Regions from separate parts of the Homo sapiens genome. Here all the other regions are linked to region 1. Evidence: chromatin contacts called from ENCODE Hi-C or POLR2A ChIA-PET data. All regions are on one chromosome and are shown on one strand. The core of a region is the stretch at or near the end of the contact, and the rest is flanking DNA. Distances in the headings are between cores, read along the strand shown.

Region 1 (2,575 bases), core at 36-2,535:
ATTAATGGCTCTGAATTTGGGACAGGAATGTTACTCTCATGGTTAATTCCTTGCTCACTTGTCTGCTGGTGCTTGTTCACAATGTCAAAGATATGGCAACTTCATGGGAAGGCAGGTTTAACTTTTTGGTGTTTTTGCACTAGCCTGTATATCTGTCTACCTTTCATATGAGAACCACCTTGCTGATTCAGACTGGAAGCTTCAAGAGAGAAGTTTCTTTCCATTTAATGCACTGGGGATGGTGCTCAACAGAGAACCACACTCAAATCGGGGCTAAATAATATGGCAATATCATGGTTACAAAAGAAACACCTCCCTTTCTCACCAAATCACTGAATCCCTTATTCTATAAAAATGAAATTGAACTGCAAACATCACCACCATGACAAGAGGATTTAGGCACACTGATCAACTGATTAAATTCTATTTGTCATCCAGAGTGATCCTGGAGGCCTTCAGAGCCTGGAGGAAACCTCTCTGTGACTCTACTCACATCTTTACACACGGAAAATCCAATTAGGCTGAGTATCTACAGCAGCTTCCAGAAGTAAACTGATTGCAGAAGGGCAGCCTGCTGCCTGAGGACTGCAGGGGACGAGGAAGGGGTGGGCCACCTGGAAGGGACCTCTGCCTTCTCAGCACCTAGAGTTGGTTTCCAGATGATCACATAGTTTAACCCTTTTCTTTTATAGACAAGGAAATTGAGGCCCAGAAAGGTTAACAGTCTTGCCCAAGACCTAAGATTAGAAGGCAGAGTTGGGGTTGAGAATTGCTTATGTGAGACTCAGACCCAAAGCAGACGACCATATTTTCAAATTCAGTGAAAACTGGAAAACTCGTATGGGCCTACCCAGCCTGGAAAATCCCCATGTATTACCAATACATAGTAAACGAATCAAAGATTGAAAAGTTTACTTGAAAACCAATCAGAAGTCCTCTCCCACATGCAAAAATCCCACCCTAATAGAACACTCATCACCCGTCAGACTGTCTTAACACTTCTTCCTTTTTCTTTCTTTGCAAACCCCTTTGAGCCTGTGCCAGAAGTGACGGTGTCTGCCACCCTCTCTGCAGTCAGTCCTGACCAGTTCTCTGGGGTTTACACCTGTCCTCTGGCCACTCGTCTGCTGCACTTCCTGCATCTGCTTGTTTCACCTTGGCCCCAGCTTTACCTGAGGGGTGCTTGGCCTGTGCCTTGAGTTCCAGGGCCTATGTTTACTTCAAAAATATTAATGTCAATTCCTTCAACTTGTTCCAAAGACAACAGAGCCTCTCACAAGCAGGCAAGCCCTGCCACTTGTTACGTAGTTGAGGCTGACGAGCCTGCAGGTCCCAGCCAACTTTATCACCTCCCTCTTCTGAGGGGTGGAAGTCCCCAACATCTCAGGGTCCCCTGAGAGTATGGGGATTCCCACATCGGCAAGTACCTGCTTCAGAGAAGCCCATGAGAAACTGGCCCAGAGCAAGCGGGTCCACCCTCCCATTGTGGGAAAGTGAAGGGCAGAAGGAGTCTGGCTGGAGGTCACTCCTGCCACTGATCTTCCTCACTCGGGTCCAGCCTGTCAGAGGATAAAGCACAGTGGTGGGTGGGGGTATCTGGCTCTCCCCCACCCTCCTTCTCAGGGGTTCAGTAGTCCCTGGGAACAAGATTCAGCTCAGGAATTTCTGGGATGCTGGTCAGTTCTGGCCCTAAGGACACTGGGAGTGACAGCGGGCTGCTAAGGATGTGACAGTGACTGGGCTGTTCCCTTCACATGACTACCAGGGCAAGCCCTGGCCAAATCCCAGCACCTGCTGAAAGTTGAAGCTGACCACTGGAGTGATTAGATTCATGACATGTGGTGGAGGCCTGGGGAGTGGAGCTACTGGGAAAGGACACAGCTAAGGAATCTCCTCCCTCCCAGCATTGCTTGACCCTTTCACAAAGACAGTGGTAGGTAGAGGAAGAAGGAGAATTGGCCTACTCCTTCCTTTTCGCTGTATATGGTCATAGAAATTGTCAGAACTTTATATCTAGATTCAAGTTCTATCTCTAGCACAATTAGCTCTAAAACTTTGCGAACGTTACTTAACCTCCTAGGTCCTCTTTGTTCATAAAACGAGAACGTAATACATACCTTGGTTGGCTGTGAAAGTTATATGAGTCAGTGTTGTGGGGAAGTTGAAGGCATGCAGTAGATGCACAAGGAAAATTAAATTCCGTTCCCCAGTTCCTGGCTTGCAAGTTGGGGGTTAAACTCAGTTAAGCTCAGAGAAGACATGACATGACGGGGGATCAAGGGAGATGTGGGAAGCTCACGGGCTGTGGTTCCCACTGATCCACATTAGACTCCAAATGACAACACCCTCACAATCCCATGAAATTGAGCAGAATTTCTCTTCTTTCTTGTGATGTTTCCAGAAATGAAGAGAGAGGGAAGGAAGACACAGACTCTGATCTTTGGCTTCACTTTGGTTCCAAGACCTGGAGCTGATAGTGTATGGAGGGTTGCCTGTTTGTCCAGGCACTATGAATAAGACCAAGGTAATCCAGCCCAACTCTACGACACAGCTAAGCCAACAAGCAGCTGGATCT
Region 2 (2,575 bases), core at 54-2,553, 410 kb after region 1:
CTCGTACTTCACTAACCAGATTTAACTTACAAGCCTAGAATTTGGGCAAGAATCCACCTTAAGTTATCACTTCAGAGTGCTGCTCATCCACCTCCGGTGGAAAGCTGGGCTATCACTTGTGGTAGGTAGACTAATGGCCCCCCAAAGATGTCCACCCCCTAATCCCTGGAACCTGTGAGCCATGTTATATTGCATGGCAAGGGAGAATTAAAGTTGCAGATAGAGGCCAGGCGCAGTGGCTCATGCCTGTAATCCCAGCACTTTAGGAGGCCAAGGCGGGCAGATCACCTGAGGTCAGGAATTCTAACCAACATGAGTCAGCCTAACCAACACGGTGAAACCCCGTCTCTACTAAAAATACAAAAAATAGCTGGGTGTGGTGGTGGGTGCCTATAATCCCAGCTACTCAGGAGGCTGAGGCAGGAGAATTGCTTGAACCCAGGAGGCGGAGGTTGCAGTGAGCCAAGATCACACCACTGCACTTCAGCCTGGGCAACAGAGCAAGACTCTGGCTCAAAAAAAAAAAAAAAAAAGAAAAAAGTTGCAGACAGAATGAAGATTGCTAATCAAGTGACAAAACAGGGAAATCATTCTGTATTCTCTGGGTGGGCCCAATGTAATCACAAAAGTTCTTAAAGATGAAAGAGGGAGGCAGAAAGGTCAATGTCAGAGTAGTACAATATGAGAAAGACTCTCCCAGTTACTGCTGACTTTGAAAATGGAAGGGTCCATGAGACTCTAGAAGCTGGGAAAGGCAAGAAGATGGATCCTCTCCTTAAGCCTCCAGAAAGAAACACAGTGCTACTTCATATTAGCCCAGTGAGACCCATTTCAGACTTCTGACCTCCAGAATTATGAGATGATAAATTTGTGTTGTTTTCAGCCACTCAATTGGTGGTAACTTGTTAGAGAAGCAATAGAAAACTCATATGTTGGCTGGGCACAGTGGCTCGCTCCTGTAATTCCAGCACTTTGGGAGGCCAGGGTGGGCTGATCCCTTGAGCTCAGGAGTTTGAAACCAGCCTGGGCAACATAGAGAAACCCTGATTCTACAAAAAATACAAAAATTAGCTGGGCCTGGTGGCGTGCACCTGTAGTCTCAACTACTCAGGAGGCTAAGGTGGGAGAATTGCTTGAGCCTGGGGAGGTCAAGGCTGCAGTGATCCTTGATTGCACCACTGCATTCCAGCCTGGGTGACAGAGCAAGACTGTCTCAAAAAAAAAAAAAAAAAAAAAAAAAAAACCTAACTGCAGGCAGAAAACTGGAAGTAGCACTGGGTGGTACTATTCATTACATTTGTTGAAAAATGGAGAAAGGGGAAGTGAAACCCTTGACAGCTCACTGGATCTTGGTGTACTGAAATTTCCCTCTCACTGCAATCAAAAGAATCTAAATGTGACCTTATGCAAAGAAGGCAGGCATCCCTTATGATAGCAGATCCTCAAACAAGTATGTACCTCTCTCTTTAATGTACTACATGAATCCCAGCTCTTCTAGCAAATCATCATTTTTGAACAAAGTATACTCTTTCATTATCATATTCTAATCAAATATCGCTGATGCCTATGAAATTGTTTCCTCCTTTCAGTAAAAGGTCAAATACGGGCCGGGCACAGTGGCTCATGCCTGTAATCCCAGCACTTTGGGAGGCGGAGGCAGACGAATCACGAGTTCAAGAGATTGAGACCATCCTGGCCAACATGGTGAAACCCCGTCTCTACTAAAAATACAAAAATTAGCTGGGTGTGGTGGTGTGCGCCTGTAGTCCCAGCTACTGGGGAGGCTGAGGCAGGAGAATCACTTGAGCCCAGGAGGCGGAGGTTGCAGTGAGCTAAGATCGCGCCACTGCACTCCAGCCTGGTGACAGAGCGAGACTCCGTCTCACAAAAAAAAAAAAAAAAGGTCAAATACGTTTATTAGCCTTACTTGTAATATTTGTAGATAAGAGTTCAAAAGCATCATTTCTGATCTTCCATCCCATTTTCTCCAAATGCGTTACTGAGCAACTCCTCTCTGCCTTTATTCTCTGCTATGTAGTCTCCAAAATACCCAGATTTATACTTTTATCTAGGCATTTTTCTCCTTGCCTCTAAAATTTCCATTCTAAAGCCTTATTATACACATCTCTCCCAATCCCTATAAACCTCCTCTATCCCTTACCAGGAGTTTATCTTTCTGGTATCTTAGAATCTTAGAATTTACGGTTAGGAACTCTGTTCTGTGTTCTTTTTTCTTTCACATACACAGCCTTCAGCTGACAAAGAGACGAAAATTCCACCTGCCACTCAGTTTGCTACTTTAAACTTCACGTCACCAGTGAGACATCTCAGCTATCTTCTGACTGGTGACATCATTCATCCCACAGCAATTAGCAGAAGGATAGCAGTCCCTAGGCTTAATTGGTGTGAGCAAGCTCTTGGTCACATGTTGCTCAGAAAAACTGCACATTTCTAGGTTAGGCTGGGTCTGTGTATAGTCAGATGCACACTATTCCTGGGGGAAGGCCAAACCCCACAACTGGCATACTCAGGCCTGCTAATACCCTGGTGTCTCCAAAATACTCTACCACTGCTG
Region 3 (2,575 bases), core at 30-2,529, 330 kb after region 1:
AACATTGTTGCTAATATCCAAAAAGGGAAGGGATGATATTACTCTCAATATCGCACAGGTCATACACCTCTTCTGTGATACTGTTCGTCATATCCACAGTTGAAAATAATGATATTATGCCCAATTTCACAGGGGGGGTACAACCCCCAGGTGACAATGTTTCTAATATCCAGGTGGAGTGAGGATGATATTACTTCCAATATCGCAGGGGGTGTATGCACCTTCTTTCGTATTGTTCCTAATATCCAAAGTGAGAGAGGATAATATTACACCCAATATCACCGGGGCTGTACACCTCACTTGTGATATTGTTCCCAATATTTAGAGAGAGAGAGAGAGAGGATATTATGCCCAATATTACAGGGGGGTGAACCACTGTTCCTAATATTCAGGGACGCAGAGGATGATATTATTCCCAATGTCGCAGGGGGTGTACACCCCTTCTGTGATATTGTTTCTAATATCCAGGGGAAGAGAGCATAATATTTCTCCCAATATTGCAGGGGGTGTACACCCACCTTGTGCTATTGTTTTTAATATCCAGGACAGAAGAGGATACTATTAGTACAAATATCAGAGGGGGTGTAAAACCAGGGGTAAAGAGAATGATATTACTCCCAACATTGCAGGGAATGTACATTCACCTTGTGATATGGTTTCTCATATCTAGAGAGGGAGAGGATAATATTACTCTCAATATCGAAGGGGGTGTACACCCCTCCTGTGATGTTAATATCCAGGTTAGGGGAGGATAATATTACTCCCAGTAATGCAAGGGGTGTACACCCCTCCTGTGATATTTTTCCTAATATCCAGGGTGGCAGAGGTTGATATTACTTTCAATATTGCAGGGATGTACACATCCCTTGTAGTATTGTTCCTAATATCCAGAAGAAAAAAGATGACATTACTCCCAATATTGCAGCAGTTGTACACCCCCTTTGTGATATTGTTCTTAAAATATAGCAGGGAGAAAATGATATTACTCTCAATATCGCGGAGAGTATACAACTCCCCGTGATATTGTTCCTAATATCCAGGTTCGGAAAGGATGATATTACTTTCAGTATCTCAAGAGGTGTACACCTTGCCTGTGATATTGTTCCTAATTTCCATGGGCGAAGAGGATAATATTACTCGCAATATTGCAGGGAGTGTACAGCCCTCCTGTGATATTGTTCTGAATATCCAGAAAGGAAGAAAATGATATTACTTCCAATAACGCACGGGATGTACACCCCCACCTGTGATATTGTTTCTAATATGCGGAAGTGGAGAGGATTATATTACTCCCAATATCGAGATGTTGTACAACCTTTCTGTGATATTGTTCCTAATATCCAGGGGGGTAAAGGATAATATTACTCCTAAGATCACAGTTGGTATACACCTCTCTGTAAGGCTGTTTCTAATATCCAGGGAAGGAGAGGATGATATTACTCTTTTTTTTTTTTTTTTTTTTTTTGAGGCGGAGTCACGCTCTGTCACCCAGGCTGGAGTGCAGCGGCGCGATCTCGGCTCACTGCAAGCTCCGCCTCCCGGGTTCACGCCATTCTCCCGCCTCAGCCTCCCGAGCAGCTGGAACTACAGGCGCCCTCTACCGCGCCCGGCTAATTTTTGTATTTTTTTTTTTTTTTTTTAGTAGAGACGGGGTTTCACCGTGTTAGGCAGGATAGTCTCGATCTCCTGACCTCGTGATCCGCCCGCCTCGGCCTCCCAAAGTGCTGGGATAACAAGCGTGAGCCACCGCGCCCAGCCGTGATATTACTCTTAACATCGCAGGGGGTGTACACTTCCCCTGTGATATTGTTTCTAAATCCAGAGGGGAAGTGGATGATATTACTCCTAATATCGCACGGCGTGTACACCTTTCCCACCATGATATTGTTCCTAATATCCAGGGCGGGAGAGGATGATATTACTCCCACTATCGCAGGGGTTGCATACCCCCTCTGTGATATTGTTTTTAATATCCAGGGGGCAGAAGATGATATTACTCCCAATATTGCAGAGGGCGTACAAAGCCCCGCCCCGTGATATTCTTCCTAATATCCAGGAGGGGAGAGGATGAAATTACTCTTTATATTGCAGGAGGCATACACATCCGTGTGATAATGTTTTTAGTATCAGTTGGGGAGAAGATGATATTACTTTCAAAATCGTGGGGGTGTACACCCCCCGTTGTGATATCGTTTATAATATCCAGGAGGGGAGAGGATGATATTACTCCCAATATCGCAGGGGGTGTGCACCCTCCCTGTGATTTTATTCCTAATATTCAGGTGGGAAGAGGATGATATTACTCCCAATATCGCAGGTGGGGAAAACACCCCGCCTGTGATATTGTTCTTAATATCCATTAAGGGAGCAGATGATATTACTCCCAAAATTGCAGTGAGTGTACACCCACCCTGTAATATTGTTCCTAATATCCCGGGAGGGAGAGTATGTTGTTACTACCAATTTCGAAGGGGGCGTACACCCCCTCTGTGATACTGTTTTTAATATCCAAGGGGAAAGAGGATTATATTACTCCCAATATCGCAGGGGGTGTGCACTCCTATGTGATATTGTT

Evidence for each region. Hi-C counts contacts between places; a loop is a spot of excess contacts on that map. ChIA-PET counts read pairs that join two places held with the same protein, here RNA polymerase II (POLR2A). Pooled maps may share reads with other maps.
Region 2: a loop to region 1 is called in a pooled map, with 3 times the contacts of the local background. The contact joins two enhancer-like sites. A Hi-C loop is called at or near these places in 2 of 37 single-sample maps with no recorded cell type and 2 of 50 pooled maps. POLR2A ChIA-PET finds 5 or more read pairs at or near these places in 1 of 52 experiments (B cell).
Region 3: a loop to region 1 is called in a map of heart right ventricle, with 4 times the contacts of the local background. The contact joins two enhancer-like sites. A Hi-C loop is called at or near these places in 2 of 168 maps with a recorded cell type or tissue (A673 and heart right ventricle), 2 of 37 single-sample maps with no recorded cell type and 11 of 50 pooled maps. POLR2A ChIA-PET finds 5 or more read pairs at or near these places in 2 of 52 experiments (OCI-LY7 and activated B cell).

What each region holds. Positions count from the first base shown.
Region 1 is chr14:22,382,571-22,385,145 of GRCh38, forward strand. All of the region lies in intron 2 of TRD-AS1 (TRD antisense RNA 1), which reads right to left. It also overlaps TRA. Among named protein-coding and RNA genes, the nearest start is that of TRD-AS1, 99 kb to the right of the region's middle. RefSeq lists an enhancer at 1,084-1,793. Within about 2 kb of position 1,286, at least 3 of the 41 ENCODE cell types and tissues checked have a DNase peak (open chromatin) inside an H3K27ac peak, as active enhancers do; they include B cell, where a contact is called at or near this core.
Region 2 is chr14:22,789,113-22,791,687 of GRCh38, forward strand. The region is part of intron 2 of SLC7A7 (solute carrier family 7 member 7); the gene reads right to left. Among named protein-coding and RNA genes, the nearest start is that of OXA1L, 24 kb to the left of the region's middle. Within about 2 kb of position 1,304, at least 5 of the 41 ENCODE cell types and tissues checked have a DNase peak (open chromatin) inside an H3K27ac peak, as active enhancers do; they include B cell, where a contact is called at or near this core.
Region 3 is chr14:22,711,737-22,714,311 of GRCh38, forward strand. The region is part of intron 2 of OXA1L-DT (OXA1L divergent transcript); the gene reads right to left. Among named protein-coding and RNA genes, the nearest start is that of OXA1L-DT, 54 kb to the right of the region's middle. Within about 2 kb of position 1,280, at least 3 of the 41 ENCODE cell types and tissues checked have a DNase peak (open chromatin) inside an H3K27ac peak, as active enhancers do.